2 separate regions of the Homo sapiens genome follow, and region 2 is linked to region 1. The links are chromatin loops, found by intact Hi-C in ENCODE. Cell type or tissue: B cell. All regions are shown on one strand. Each heading gives the region's core, and the rest is flanking DNA. Links, peaks and the distances in the headings are about the cores only. Region 1 has its middle 28 kb from the start of HTT. Region 2 overlaps HTT (huntingtin).

Region 1 (7,634 bases), core at 2,251-7,250:
GGATGAGATAGGAGGCTGGCACAAAATACAGGTCCCAAAGAGCTTGCTGATAAAACAGACTGTTTTAAAGAAGCCGGAGCTAGGCGCGGTGGCTCATGCCTGTAATCCCAGCACTTTGGGAGGCCGAGGCAGGTGGATCACTTGAGGCCAGGAGTTAGAGACCACCCTGGCCAAAATAGTGAACCCCGTCTCTAATACAAAAATTAGCCAGGTGCAGTGATGGATGCCTGTGGTCCCAGCTACTCGGGAGGCTGAGGCAGGAGAATCTCTTGAACCCAGGAGTCAGAGGCTGCAGTGAGCCGAGACCTGGGCAACAGAGCAAGACATCGTCTCAAAAAAAATAATAAAATAAAGAAGTAAATAAAGAAGCTGGGAAACCCACCAAAACCAAGATGGCGATGAGAGTGACCTCTGGTCATCCTCACAGCTCATTACATGCTAATTATAATGCATTAACATGCCAAAAGACACTCCCATCAGCGCCATGACAGTTTTCAGATGCCATGGCAACGTCTGAAAGCTACCCTGTATGTTCTAAAAAGAGGAGGAACTCTCAGTTCTGGGAATCGCCCACCCCTTTCCCAGAAATCTCATGAATAATCCACCCCTTGTTTAGCATATAATCAAGAAATAACCATAAAAATGGGCAGCCAGCAGCCCTCTAGGCTGCTCTGCCTACGGAGTAGCCATTCTTTATTCCTTTACTTTCCTAAGAAACTTGCTTTCCCTTTATGGATTAGCCTCGAATTGTTTCCTGAGCGAGATCCAAGTACCCTCTTTTGGGGTCTGGATCGGGACCCCTGTCCAGTAGCACTCCCTCCATCTTGCCTGCTGAGGAGGAAACTAGACCTGGGAACCGACCAGGGTTGCAGGGCCCAGGGCCCGAGGGCATCGTTCATACCCTGGGCTGGTGGCTATGGAACTAATAAAGTCCTTTTTGTTTCTTTGTTTCTTTTTTTGCTTAAGCTAGTCTGAGTTAAATTTCCCCATGCCCAAGTGAAAGCTTTGACTGAGAGAAATAAACCTAGGCCAGGATTTGTACACAGACCATTTGGTAACTTGTTCAATTAACATGTTGAACATCTCATTTTTCTCTTTCTGTTTATAAGCAAGCATGTATGTATTGAAGAGAACTTTGAAATTAAGAAGAACAGTGCTCGCTGTGGCAGCATATACACTAAAACTGGAATGATACAGAGAAGATTAGCATTGCCCCTGCACAAGGACGACACACAAATTTGTGAAGCGTTCCATACAAAAATATATTTAAAAAAAGAAAAAACACAAAATCTCGTCTTTAATATTAGCTGCTGTGCATAGGCAATCCGTATCAACATTTTGTTTGCTATTTATATAATTAATATAGTGATTTATTTCTTTCCATGTCATTTGGCTGCTTAAATTTTTAATGTTTTTTTTGAGAGTCTCGCTCTGTTGCCCAGGCTGGAGTGCGGTGGCGTGATCTCGGCTCACTGCAACCTGCATTCAAGTGATTCTCATGCCTCAGCTTCCCGGATAGCTGGGATTACAGGCACCACCACCACACCGGCTAATTTTTTTTTTTTAGTACAGATGGGGTTTCACCATGTTGACCAGGCTGGTCTCGAACCCCTGGCCTTAAGTAATCTGCCCATCTCAGCCTCCCAAAGGATTACAGGTGTGAGCCACTGTGCCTGGCCTGCTTAATCTTTTATTACATATTTCAGTCATCCATGATATTGTGAAGTTATATTTGGTTTTCGTTCAGTCTCCTGGCATATATTTCCCCAAATCCTTGGAATCTTCAAAGTGATGAATGTCTTTTTTGTATGTTAATGAGGTGGCTGGTGGCTCCTAGACAGCTTCAAGATAGGAGGTGGGGCTGGTCACCAGAAAGAAGAAGGTAGGGTTAGAAGGTTGGGACTCAGCCCTACTCTTGCCCTCTGGGAAGGGAGAGGGGCTGATGGTTGAGCTGATCGCCAATGGCTAATGATTAAATCATGCCTATGTGATGAAGCCTCCATAAAAACCCAAGAGGACAGGGTTCAGAGAGCTTCCGGGTAACGTGGAGGTTTCTAGAGGGCAGCGCACCTCCCTTCTACGGGGACAGAAGCTCCTGTGCTTGGGACCCTTCCAGAACGCTCCCTATGCATCTTCTCATCTGGCTGTTCATCTGTATCCTGTAAAATATGCCTTGTAATAAACCAGGAAATGTGTTTCTCTGAGTTCTGTATGCTGATCTAGCAAATTAATTGAACCCAAGGAGGGGGCTGTGGGAACCCCCAATGTTTAGCAGGTCAGTCAGAATCACAGGCCAAATAACCAGGGGCTTGCAGTTGGCATTGGAAACGGGGTTCAGTCTTGTGGGAACTGAGTCCTCGATCTGTGTGGTCAGGCGCTGTCTACAGGTAGATGCCGTCAGACTTGAATGAGAGGACACCCAGCTGGTGTCCGCTGCAGAACTGATTGCTTGCTTGTGGGTGGGGAGAAGTATTCTGTGTTGATTCTTGAGTGAGAGAACAGGAAAAGGACACTGCGCTTTTCCCCTAGATCCTCAGGGTGGCTGAATATACATATGGAATACGCTGTAGGAGGAGTTATGAATATCTGTGAGGGGAGCAACACCCAGTGTGCAGTTAGCTTCATGCCTCTTCATGGGTCACGTGTTCAAAAAATGTTGGGGTTAGCGTGATCGGAGGATGTGGTTTTCCTCCCTCTGACGTCAAAAGGTGAAGCAGAGGACACGAGAACCCTCACTGCACCGCCTCTGGAGACGGCCACGGCCACTGCAGGCTCTGTGGTCTCTTACCAGGAAGGGAAGCATTGCCTGGCCGTGGCCTCAGATGATTGGCTAAAGGCAATAGAAGAGTGAGATGTCTGTTCTTTTTTTCTAGAGCTGGTTTCTGTTTATTCTTTAGGAAGGCATTCCAGTGAAAGGGTATTAAGGAAGGGGCACACTGAGGCGAGTCTGACCTGTCCTGTCACGGCCAGGAACTCAGTTTTTAAGGTTTCTCTGAGGTCTCCTCGACCAAGAAGCGGTCCGCTCAGTTGGCAGGGGTTTTAGGATTTTCTTATGTACCTCAAGGGAGCAGTAAACATCACATCATAATTTTTTTTTTAACAAAAAAGCACAATATGCACTCAAAACAGTGTTTGAACATTTTAAAGAATACATATTATATACCTCTGTTAAATGAAAAACTTCAGCCAAATTAAATTTAAATGAGTTTAATTGAGCAATGAACGATTCACGAATTGGGCAGCCCCCAGAATCACAGCAGATTCAGAGGGACTCCAGGGATACCTCGTGGTCAGAACAAATCTATAGACAAAAAAGGGAAGTGACATATAGAAATTGGAGGTGAGTACAGAAACAGCTGGGTTGGTTGCAGCTCGGCATTTGCCTTATTTGGACACAGTTTGAACTCTCAGCAGTGTACGAGTGAAGTACGGCTGCTGGGATTGGCCAAGACTCAGGTACTGCCACAGGTGCAGACTCCCAAGTGAGGATGTCAGGGTTTCAGTCTTGTCTACCAATTAAGTTAGGTTGCAGTTCGTCCACAAGGACTCAAATAGAGAAGTATGGAGTCCTTCTCAGGCCATATTTAGTTTGCTTTAACAATTCCACCCTTTTGGTCATTTTCTCAATTTTGAGAGATTGACCAAAACTTTAGTCATTGATGTCACTATCACCATCGTAAATGTACTTATTTGGTCCTGAAACCCTCTGAGAAACAGTAGAACAGTGAGTTTTGCAAAGGTAGGAACAAGGACTGAGGGTACCTCCTTATGCTGGAACGTCCTGTTTATAGGGGAATCTGTTAGGATCTATGTGTTTCCTTAAAGTCTTAGTTTGATTATGTCACATTTAGCATGAGTGACTCCATTTTTGTTTGGCTTAGTCTGTTGGGACATAGTGCATGAGCTCAGTCCAAAACAATGGCCTCCCATAATTTTATTTTAATAAATTCCCCTTTCTGTCCAGGTTCTCACTTAGGTGAGTGTGGGCGGCAAGCCACCCAGCTGCCAAGGCAAGACCCCGAGGGCACAAGCTGTTCCAGTATAATAAAAAATATATATATAGAATAAGAATAGTTATACTAGGCCGGGCGCAGTGGCTTACGCCTATAATCCCAGCACTTTGGGAGGCCGAGGTGGGCAGATCATGAGGTCAGGAGATCGAGACCATCCTGGCTAACACGGTGAAACCCCGTCTCTACTAAAAATACAAAAAATTAGCCGGGCGTGGTGGCGTGCACCTGTAGTCCCAGCTACTCGGGAGGCTGAGGCAGGAGAATGGCATGAACCCGGGAGGCGGAGCTTGCAGTGAGCCGAGATTGCGCCACTGCCCTCCAGCCTGGGTGACAGAGCGAGACTCTGTCTCAAAAAACAAAAACAAAAACAAAACAAAACAAAACAAAAAGAATAGTTATACTAGAAATAGATTATAGATATGATTAGATATGACTATTATCAATCATTAGTTTGTGGCATTACTCTATTCCAATATTATAATAATCTTTGTTCTACAATTATAACCTAGGAAAAACCAGGCCATACAGAGATAGGAGCTGAAGGGACAGGGTGAGAAGTGACCAGAAGACGAGTGTGAGCCCTCTGTCACGCTCAGACAGGGCCACTAGAGGGCTCCCTGGTCTAGTGGTAATGACAGTGCCTGGGAAGGCACCTGTTACTTAGCCGACCAGGGAAGGGAGTCTCCCTTTGGCCAGGGGAGAGGGGCGGAGGGGTTAGAGAAGACTCTGCTCCACCATCTCTTGTGGAAGGCCTGACATCAGTCAGGCCCGCCCACAGCCATCCGGAGGCCTGACCATCTCCCTGTGATGCTGTGCTTCAGCGGTCACGCTCCTGTTTCACTTTCATGTTCCGCTCTGTACACCTGGCTCCATCTTCTAGATAGCAGTAGCAGAATTAGTGAAAGTGCTAAAGTCTTTGAAATGCATAGAAGAAATAATGACGTAGGCTGTCTCCTCTCTCTCTCCGCCTCGGCTACCAAACAGGGAAGGGCACCCTGTCCGGTGGACACGTGACTTGCGTGACCTGACCTATCATTGGAGATGACTCACACTCCTTACCCTGCCCCCTTGTCTTGTATCCAATAAGTAACAGGGCAGCCAGGCATTCGGGGCCACTACCAGTCTCCGTGTCTAGGTGGTAGTGGTCCCCTGGGCCCAGCTGTCTTTTCTTCTATCTCTTTGTCTTGTGTCCTTATTTCTGTGATCTCTCATCTCCGCAGGTGAGGAGAAAAACCCACAGGCCCAGTAGGGCTGGACCCTACAGGCGAGAGTGTGACCAAAACTTAGGGCCTTAGCACCACTCTCAGTTACCATCGTTTTGGGTTTCTGGTCTCAGCACGTCATTCATAGGTTACGGTGTCCTCATGGTCACACATTTCTTTCAGCTTCTGCCATTCCAGTTGAAGAGAGACCATTTGTTGTTCTAGAGATGGCTGCATGCAGACATTTAAAACCTTTGAGAGAATGCAGCGCACCAGGGAGACTATTATTATGATTACTGGGAGGATAATACCAAGAGTTTGCAGTATGCTCCTTACCCAGGGTCCCTATACACCAAACCACCCCAAATCAAATAGATCAGACAATGAGCTAGATAAGAGGCTACTCACTCAACTAAGTGGCCTTTTCATTAATCTCCCACAACTGAATCTCTATAATACCTGATGTATTTCTCCCTAGGCCACAGGTGCCAGCAGCTGCACAGGTACTACTTTTCTGTTTAGTCAATTCTATTATTTAGCATACCTTTCACAAGGGAATTGAAAGTCTGTTGTGTAACTATAGCCTTTACAGTAGAGTCTGCTATACAGCCTATCATGAGGGATACATTTCTGGTTATGGCCTCTTTTACTCTAAACCATGGAAAAGTGATGCCCTTCTGGAAGAGTAAAGCCCTCCTGGCAATGCCCTCTTTAACCCATAGTGTGGGTTAAGAGGAGTGAACCGATATTCTGTTTCTGACTGATTACAGGCAACATATGTCTCATTAAAGTTTCTCACCTACACTGGACCTTCATCTTTTATCTATCAAAGTATAAAGTTATCCGTGTATAAGGCTGGCTGCAAAATCCTTCACAAATGAAAGTATACCCCATAAGTGCACACAACAGATCGTCTTTTCATTTCTATTATTCATAGAGGCATAAGCAAGGAACAGATACTCAAAGATAAGAGTCTCATGGCCAGGCGTGGTGGTGCATGCCTGTAATCCCAGCACTTTGGGAGGCCGAGGTGGGCGGATCACCTGAGGTTAGAAGTTCAAAACCAGCCTGGCCAACTTGGCAAAAACCCATCTCTACTAAAAATACAAAAATTAGCTTGGTGTGGTGGCAGGCACCTGTAATACCAGCTACTCGGAAGGCTGAGGTATGAGAATCGCTTGAACCCAGGAGGCAGAGGTTGCAGTGAGCTGAGACTGCACCACCGCACTCCAGCCTGGGTGACAGAGCAAGACTCCATCTCCAAAAAAGAAAAAAAAAAGAGAGTCTCATGACAGTAGAAGTCTTGATCCACGATCTTAGCAAAAGCCGTTCACATCAAGGATGCCATCTTCTGGGGAGAGACTTCCTTGGCTTTACCTTAAAGGTTCCAATGGGTGTACAGTTCCAGGAGTGTGGATGGACCCTTCTCAGTTGTGAGATTATGAACCCAAGTTTCAAGATCCCTAAGTTTTGTTGCAGTGCGGATGGCAAGGACAGTCTTTCTCTGATGTTCTCAGAAGATCCAGTCTTCGGGTTCTAGAATGCAAAGGGTTTGACCTCAGTGAACCATAGAAAAATATACTGTAGCATAATAACCTACTGTTAAAACATCAGCCCTCTTAACATGCGAGAGCTTTTATACAACCCGGAAAACATGCATTGAAAATGACGATTGAATAAAATCCCTTTATAAAATATGTAAATAGCCCAGGGTTATAAACTATTTTAGCAATTTGTAAGTTATCACACACACACACACACACACACACACACACACACACACACATATACACTTTTTTTTTTTTGAGATGGAATCTCTGTCACCCAGGCTGGAGTGCAGCGGTGCAATCTCGGCTCACTCCAACCTCTGCCTCCCACACACCAATGTATTTAATTTGGATTACTTTATCTTTTCCATGATGAGTCACGAAATGCAGAACTTTTAATAACAAAAGCTTTAAGGACTCAGGAAGGACAAGGTGGCCGTCCTGGTTCTCCGTGAGTCCATACTTAATTAACATTAGACTTCAGTCCTCTTGAATCCCAGTTGCTTCTCCAAATTAGGTGCATTGCACGGATAACTGATGGGTTATCACAGGTAATTTGACTTAGACCATGGATTTCATTCAAATTGTATATCTGAACTATTTCAGTGTCAGCTGATTTAAGATGAAAATCTGGCAAACTCTTTTCTTGGTATTCAATTAATTTTTGTTCTACTTGGGTTAGCAGTTCTATAAGCCAGTCAGTCTTTTCATTAAAGTTCCAGGAATTCTTACCCAGTTCAAATGATATGATTCTAAAGTTATTAGAAACCTGTATTCCAAGACTGATTTTTAGGGTCCTTTTCATCCTTTTATGAATCTCCTAAAAGACACCATACTTTTGAAGTTTTCAGAAACCGCACCAGCATTAAGCA
Region 2 (8,740 bases), core at 2,252-7,251, 89 kb after region 1:
AGTCGCACTCAGCCAGGCCAGGCATTCACACTCAGGGTGAGTGGGAACCAGGACTGGCTGAGGCAGCAGTGGACCCAAGTCTCCATCGCGCCCATGCTTACTATGGAGCCTTCTCGTTCTCTCTTTTTCTTTGGGTGAGAGGGTACACTTGTGTTTTTGAATTTATATGAGGTAAGTGTGTAATAGGGTTTTTTCTAATCTTTTTTAAGTGGAATCTGGAATTTTAATCAGATTTATTATCTGACAACCTAGAATTATAATCCAGAAAGTCTGTGGTATTGAGGACATATTGGCAATATGATGAATCTCTAATTCTTAAATCCTGAAACTTTTTTTTTTTTAATCACTTAGGGTTATTATAGTGAAGTCATTTCTGAATTTGGATCTTCTCTTCACACCTCTTTTTCTCTTTCCTGAGAATTAAGCTTTTGTTTCGAGTTAGAAAGTTGATAGTAGGGAATTGTTCCATGGCTGAGCAATTTATCTCCACAGAGGAACAGTATGTCTCAGACATCTTGAACTACATCGATCATGGAGACCCACAGGTTCGAGGAGCCACTGCCATTCTCTGTGGGACCCTCATCTGCTCCATCCTCAGCAGGTCCCGCTTCCACGTGGGAGATTGGATGGGCACCATTAGAACCCTCACAGGTAACGGCCAGTTTTTCAGCTGTGTTTTTTCTAGTTATGCTTACTAAGGTTTAAGTTTAGATGATGATGTTTGTTGCTTGTTCTTCTGGTTAGGAAATACATTTTCTTTGGCGGATTGCATTCCTTTGCTGCGGAAAACACTGAAGGATGAGTCTTCTGTTACTTGCAAGTTAGCTTGTACAGCTGTGAGGGTGAGCATAATCTTCTGTGGAACCATTTCTTCACTTAGTGGACATTTTATCATTGCTACAATTAAAATTGGAGCTTAATAGGAAATATTTCCATGCACTCTAAAGCTGTAACCAGTAATACCCACCATGTATCCATCTCTCAGCTTTAGAAAGAAAACGTTGCCAGTAAAGTTAATGCTTCATAAACTTCAGTTTAAGTTCTAATTCTCAGAATATTTGTTTGAAATAGACCTCTTCCTAAAGGATATATTTAGAAATAACCTATCATTAAGTGTAAAGTCTGTTGAATATGCTGGGCACGGTGACTCACACCTGTAATCTGACCACTTTGGGAGGCCAAGGTGGAAGGATTGCTTGAGCCCAGGAGTTCAAGACTATGGGCAACATAGTTGACCCTGTCCCTACAGAAAATTAAAAAAAAAAAAAAAAAAAGTAGCTGGGTATGGTGGTGCATACCTGTAGTCTCAGCTACTCGGGAAGCTGAGGTGGAGGGGGGATTGCTTGAGCCCCAGAGATCAAGGCTGCAGTAAGGCGTGGTTACACCACTGCCCTCTAGCCTGGGCAACAGAGTGAGACTGTCTCAAAAATAATAGTAATAATAATCAGTTGAATTAAAAAAAAAAAAAAAAAAACCACTGTGCTAGGCCCATAGTATGGTAAGAGTTAAAGTGAGCCTTAGGGATTATTTACTCAACCTCTGTTTCTGTATAAAGTGGAATAGGCTCAATTCTTTAAGTGATAGCATGTTGAACCTTTCCATACCAACTGGCTCATAAGTCACAACTGGCCAGTCAACAAGAGTAAAAATTAACTGGTAAAAATCAAAGCAAAAAACCTACAATTGTCAAATTTGTGGGATAACTCCCCCTTTTAAAATGTCATGCCTGACAGTAATTTCTCTCTAGTTTCCAGGTTTTCAGTCAGTTGTGTCTTTTTTGAGCAGAAGGAAGCATGCTAAGAGCTCAATCTTGTGGCTAGCTGGGGGTCTTTGTGTCAGCCATGCATGTGATGGTGCCCCTGGGTGCTTGGGGCTGCAGGGGAGGGGTACAGCAGTAGGGGCCTGTTCTGTTCTCTCGTGCTGTGGAGTACATAGTGACATAGTGGGGTGGTCCTTGGTGTAGGTCCCTTGTTCCTACCCCTGGGTCTGAGATTTATTTAGAAGTGGTGTTGGGGCTGTGCGGCAGGCCCCTCTGTAACTGATCAATGTTTGTGAAGTTGCTGTTTGAGAGTTGAAACCATGACATAAGCAGAAATGGAAGGAAGAAAGAACCAGTTATGTGAAAGGGACACATTTACTTTTAAGCTTGTATTTACTGAGATAAAGTATTCTTAATCAATGTTCTTGAGAGGTGTGGGAAAAATGCAACATCCTGGTTGCAGTTAAACCCAGAACATTGTGTGTTGAAGAGTGACGGTTCTCAAACCGTCAAGACGCGGGTACTGAGTGGGACTAACCTGCTGTCCTCTTGCCTTGGACCTTGTGTTCCAGAACTGTGTCATGAGTCTCTGCAGCAGCAGCTACAGTGAGTTAGGACTGCAGCTGATCATCGATGTGCTGACTCTGAGGAACAGTTCCTATTGGCTGGTGAGGACAGAGCTTCTGGAAACCCTTGCAGAGATTGACTTCAGGTAAGTGAGTCACATCCATTAGATTTCATGAACTAAGCTCAATTGAAAGTTCTGGGATCACTTGATGCAAGGAATGATGTTATCAAGTACCCTGTCCATCAGAAATCCGAGTGGTTTAGGTAGATGACAGTGATTTTCTCCTCCCAGTGGCTTTTTGCTGAACTTTGCCCTATGCTTGGAATTTTATTTTATTTTATTATTTATTTAGAGACAAGATCTTGCTCTGTCGCCCAGGCTTGAATGCAGTAGCACAATCATAGCTCACTGAAGCTTTGAACTCTAGGACTCAAGTGGTCCTCCTGCCTCAGCCTCCCGATTAGCTAGGAGAATAGGTGTGTGCCGTCACACTGGCTAATATTTTTTGTAGAAATGGGGTCTTGCTATGTTGCCCAGGCTGGTCTCAAACTCCTGGGCTTGATTGATCCTCCATCTTGGCCTCCCAAAGTGCTGGGATTACAGGCATGAGCCACTGTGCCTGGCCTAGAATTTTAAAATATAAGTAGAAGAGTAGATTTTTTTTTTTGGTAGTCCTCGTCATTTAAGTATTCTGGATAGTGGGAATAAAAGAGCTTAGAATTTTTCATCTTTGTCTTAAACTTTTAAAAAAATGTAGCTTATATTAATTCTGCTTGTTTAAAAAGAATATACTCTTCATTATACTGAACCTAGGTAAGACAGCTGGTTTATATTTTGTTGCAATTAAAAAACGTGAGCTGTGGTTGCAGTGAGCCAAGATTGTGGCCATTGCACTTCAGCCTGGCAACAGAGTGAGACTTGGCCTCAAAAAAAAAAAAATAACATGAGCTGTGTTGGCACTTTCATTTTCTAAGAGTAGTTTTGGCTGGAGAAGTTTTCTTTCAGTACTTTCTTTTAGAAGGGAAATTTTCCTTTATAATTTAGGGTTTGTTTTTTTTTTTTCCAAGCCACCTTTTATAGAGCCCTTGTGGGTTATTTCATTTAATCCTTAGAATGTTTATAAATCTGGGCTTGTTCTCGGCTCCACCCACAGATAGGGACGCTGAGCGTGCATGAGTGGGCAGCAAGATAGCAGGTTATGGAGGGCCCAGCTCACCCCTTCTGTGGCTTGAGCCAATTTTATAGGGCACTTACAGAGTCTTTTGAAATAGTATTTATTTTGAAGAAAAAGAAAAACAGTTTACTGAGTACTGTCTTATTGAGTCTGGAATTGTGAGAGGAATGCCACCTCTATTTATTTAAAGCCATTGGCCTTTTTTGTTGTTTTGAGTAAGTGCTGCCCAAGGTCCTTCCAGGGCACCTGGATGAGCCTGCTCTGGAGCAAGCTGGCGGTAAGTGTTTACTGAGTAACTAAATGATTTCATTGTTAAATGTGCTCTTTTGTTAGGCTGGTGAGCTTTTTGGAGGCAAAAGCAGAAAACTTACACAGAGGGGCTCATCATTATACAGGGGTAAGCGGTTTATTTTTGTGAGATGCTGTTTTACCTTCAAGAAGGTGAAAGTGAGGCTTTCCTTGTGGAATTTCTCTAAATGCATTCGTCATGTTTTAGATGTTTATTTCACAGTTTATATCATGAAAGTTATAATCTTGTCATATGGATTTAAGTCTAGTAATGTTGAGTTCTTTCTCACTAGCTTTCCAAAATATCTTACCTAAAATTTAGTCAAATACAAGATTATGTTTATTTTTATTATCCTTCTCTCTAAAGCTTTTAAAACTGCAAGAACGAGTGCTCAATAATGTTGTCATCCATTTGCTTGGAGATGAAGACCCCAGGGTGCGACATGTTGCCGCAGCATCACTAATTAGGTATTTACCAATATTTTATCTCTTTTCCTTTTTTGGTTGAAGTACTAAAAGATACGAGAATGGAAAGAGAGGGAAGAATTCAAAGGATGTAGAGCAGTATTCCTGAATCTGAGCTCATTTCAGCCATTCTATTCTTAAACTATAATGAAAAAAAAATCCAAAAAAGTCTAAAATTATAATTAAAAAAACAACAAAATACTAACTGTCCATTGTAAAAAGTAATGCACTTTCATTGTAAAAATTTTGGACTATAGAGAATAGTACTAAGAAGAAAAAAAAAATCACCTTCAATTCTGCTGCCACCTGGAGGTAATCACTGTTAATATTTTGCTATATACTCTATGAGTTTCTTGTTCAAAATCAGGTCAAAATTACATGCAATTTTGTAATCTGACAATTTCCACTTAATATTTTATTAGCATTTTCCTGTTATGAAACAGTAATTTTAGTTATGGGTCGTTGTTTTGCTATGCGGTTGGGATAAAATTTTATATACTTTTTTTGGCAATTACTTATTATACATAAATGTTTGTGTATAGTTTTCTTTTTCTGAGAATTCCTGGAAGTTGAGTTACCAGGCCCGGCTTTGAATTTTTTTTTTTATTTTTTTTTTGAGACAGAGTCCTGCTCTATTGTCCAGGTGCTATCTCGGCTCACTGCAACCTCTGTCTCCCTGGTTCAAGCGATTCTCCTGCCTCAGCCTCCCGAGTAGCTGGGATTACAGGGGCACACCACCACGCCCAATTAATTTTTGTATTTTTAGTAGAGACAGGGTTTCACGATATTGGCCAGGCTGGTCTCGAACTTCTGACCCCGTGATCCACCTGCATTGGCCTCCCAAAGTGCTGGGATTACAGGCGTGAGCCATGGCGCCTGGCCAGGCTTTAAATTTAAAACAAATCTTCTAATAGCTTTATGGAGGTTATAATTTACATTTCTTGAAATGTACTCACTTTGAGTGTATAGTAAACTCCAATTTTATCACATTTCTGTCACCCCAAATGTATCCTTGTGCCCATTTGCTGTAACCTCCGGTTCCTGCCCCAACTCCTAGGCAGCCACTCATCTATTTTCTGTCCCTTAAGATTTGTGTTTTCGCCAGGCGCTCATGCCTGTAATCCCAGCACTTTGGGAGGCCGAGGTTGGTGGATCACTTGAGGTCAGGAGTTCGAGACCAGCCTGGCCAACATGGTGAAACCTTGTCTCTACTAAAAATACAAAAATTAGTCGGATGTGGTGGCACACGCCTGTAATCCCAGCTACTCGGGAGGCTGAGGCAGGAGAATCACTTGAACCTGGGAGGCGGAGGTTGCAGTGAGCAGAGATCGCGCCACTGCCTTCCAACCTGGGCAACAGAGAGAGACTGTCTCAAAACAAACAAAGATTTGTATTTTCTGGACATTTTATAGTACTGGGGTCATAGTATAGATGGACTTTTGCATTTGGCTTCTTTTACTTAATTGTGAGATTGGTTCTTGTTGTAGCATGTATCAGTAGTTTGTTCATTTTTATTGGCGAAAGTATTCTATTATATGAATAATACCATATTTTATCTATCCATCAGATGGATATTATAGAGTTCATGTTTTGGCTAATTTATGAATTATGGTACTGTGAACATTTGCCTGCAAGATTTTGTGTAGACATGTCTTCATTTCTCTTGAGTAGATCACCTAGAAGTGGATTTTTAAATAATTTTGGTACTTACTGTGAAACTGCTCTTCAAAAACATACCATTGTTCCTTCCTTCCTTCCTTCCTTCCTTCCTTCCTTCTTTCCTTCCTCCCTTCCTCCCTCCCTTCCCTACTTCCCTCTCCCTTTCCCTTTCCCTTCCCCTTTTCCCTTCCCCTTCCCGCCTGCCTGCCTGCCTGCCTTCCTTCCTTCCTTCCTTCGTTTCTTTCTACATATACACATTTTTTTAAATTTCAATGGTTTTTGGGGTACAAGTGGTTTTTGGTTACATGGCTGAATTTTGGTTACATGGTGAAGTCTGAGATTTTAGTACACCTGTCACCCGAGTAGTGTACCTTGTACCCAATATGTAGTTTTTTGTCCCTCACCTTCCAGCCTTCCGCCTTGTGAGTCTCCAATGTCCATTATACCACACTGTATGCCCTTGCGTACCCACAGCTCAGCTCCCACTTCTGAGAACATATAGCAGAAACATGCCAAAGTATACTCCCACTACCAGAATGTGATTGTGCCTGATTCTTCTCACCAGTACAAATATTTCAAAAAAAGTTAAATATGTATCAGTTTTTTGGGCAGAAGTTGATACTTCTCTTTATTTATTTATTTTTTTTGAGATAGGGTCTCATTCTATGATGCCCAGGCTGGAGTGTGGTGGTGCGATCTCGGCTCACTGCAGTCTCTGCCTCCCAGGTTCAAGTGATTCCCACGTCAGCCTCCCAGGAAGCTGGAATTACAGGCGAGGGCCACCACTGCCAGCTAATTTTTGTATTTTTTGGTAGAGATGGGGTTTCACCATGTTGGCCAGACTGGTCTCAAGCTCCTGACCTCAAGTGATCCACCTGCCTTGGCCTTCCAAAGTGCTGGGATTACAGGCGTGAGCTACCACACCCGGCTGATATTTCTTTTTAAAATAACTTACCTTCTTTTGAAAGTAATACATGTTTAATGAACAGAATTTAAGGAAAATATAAAAAAACGAAATAATCTTTGTAATCAAACTACTGAAAAGAAAACCAAAGTTACATTTTGGTGCATATTCTTTTTCATTTTCATCATTGTAATTTGCATTTCTTTGATTACTTGTGAGACACTCCTTTCATTTACTTAATAGGTTTATATGACTTGCCTATTCAGAGATTTTGCAGCTTTACCATTTTCTGCAAATGATAGCAACTTCTTTTTGTTTGTTTGTTTGTGGAGACAGAGTCTCGCTCTGTCACTCAGGCAGGAATGCAGTGGTGGAATCTTGGCTCATTGCAACTATTGCCTCCTGGGTTCAAGCGATTTTCCTGCCTCAGCCTCCCAAGTAGCTGGGATTACAGGAGTGTGCCACCATGCCCGGCTAATTTTTGTATCTTTAGTAGAGATGGGGTTTTGCCATGTTGGCCGGGCTGATCTTGAACTCCTGGCCTCAAGCGGTCCCCCTGTCTCGGCCTCCCAAAGTGCTGGGATTACAGGCGTGAGCCACCGTACCCAGCCAGTAGTTACTTCTTATATTCTAGAAAAAATTCTACTCATGATCAAGTCTCCATGAGGAAAGAGACTTTAATTGAAGATCATGGGGCTTGCAGACCAATATGATAAAATAGTTCATTGTTTCTAAAAGTATTACTGAGTGTTGATGGCAGATATGAACCCTTTTGTTTTTGTAGGAAAATGTTACCCGTATTCTCCATTTGAATTCAGTTTAGATTTGTTAGGAATCGCAGCTTAAGCTTTGCCATCTGGGAGTGTTTGGGACAGTTTTGCAGACAAAATTGCAAAAGTGCCTAAGGAATGCAGCTGGCATTCAGACCTGCTCTGTGCTCAGTACTCTGTGGACAGACACTGTTCAGCACTTGTTGATCAGAAGGTTTAGAAAGAGAACTTTCAAAGTTGGTTTTTAATTAAAGCATTTAATAGTGTAAATAGAAAGGGATTAAATTTTATGACAGACAAAAGAAAGTACAGCACCCAGCTGGGCGTGGGGGCTCACGCCTGTAATCCAGCACTATGGGGGGCTGAGGTGGGTGGATCACGAGGTCAGGAGTTCAAGAGTTCAAGAACAGCCTGGCCAAGGTGATGAAACCCTGTCTCTACTAAAACTACAAAAATTAGCCGGGCGCGGTGGCAGGCGCCTGTAATCCCAGCTACTCAGGAGGCTGAGGCAGGAGAATCACTTGAACCTGGACGGCAGAGGTTGCAGTGAGCCAAGATTGCACCATTGTACTCCGGCCTGGGCCACAGAGTGACATTCTGTCTCAAAAAAAAAAAAAAAAGAAAAAAAGAAAGTACAGCACCCAGTTATGTCCGAGTGGGTGCATGAGAGTGACCCTGAGATTGGAGACAACGCTGTCACGTGCTTGAAGAACGCCACCTGAGAAAGGGGGCGAGAAGTGGTGTCCGCTGGTAACCAGAGGTGTTGGCTTAGCCATCTGCAGGGAGGAGGGTGGTCTATCACAGGTGAGTTTCATCTACTTTCTTAAGCAAATTAACCTTACTTTTGTGTTAGGCTTGTCCCAAAGCTGTTTTATAAATGTGACCAAGGACAAGCTGATCCAGTAGTGGCCGTGGCAAGAGATCAAAGCAGTGTTTACCTGAAACTTCTCATGCATGAGACGCAGCCTCCATCTCATTTCTCCGTCAGCACAATAACCAGGTATGCTGACCCAGTGGCATCTTCACATTGTCGGGAAAATGCCCTTTCCTGATGCCTTTCTTTAGGCTTTAATTGAAAACATTTTATTTTCTAGAAAAAAGCTTCAGCTCAGGATGTTTGAGTGTAGGTCAGTCCTTTGATAGGATATTATCA

What was found. Hi-C counts contacts between places; a loop is a spot of excess contacts. Peaks named below come from ENCODE experiments on the same cell type or tissue, not always from the same donor. Only the 100,000 strongest peaks of a DNase experiment are listed, where the experiment ranks them.
Region 2: a loop joins it to region 1, with 13 times the contacts of the local background. A loop is called at or near these places in 10 of 110 quality-filtered maps.

Annotation. Positions count from the first base shown.
Region 1 is chr4:3,042,948-3,050,581 of GRCh38, forward strand. It overlaps the pseudogene RNU6-204P and HTT-AS. Among named protein-coding and RNA genes, the nearest start is that of HTT, 28 kb to the right of the region's middle. RefSeq lists an enhancer at 4,763-5,122. In B cell, for the core only: CTCF peaks have their summits at 2,788, 4,567 and 4,767; DNase peaks (open chromatin) are centred at 2,704, 3,414 and 4,814; H3K4me3 peaks cover 2,444 bases; H3K27ac peaks cover 3,874 bases.
Region 2 is chr4:3,132,070-3,140,809 of GRCh38, forward strand. It overlaps HTT (huntingtin), which reads left to right. Exons shown (of 67, transcript NM_001388492.1): 17 at 493-651; 18 at 745-842; 19 at 2,332-2,471; 20 at 3,835-3,898; 21 at 4,157-4,257; 22 at 8,441-8,587. Among named protein-coding and RNA genes, the nearest start is that of HTT, 62 kb to the left of the region's middle. RefSeq lists a silencer at 3,342-3,521. In B cell, for the core only: CTCF peaks have their summits at 4,620 and 4,829; no DNase peak of the experiment used is centred there.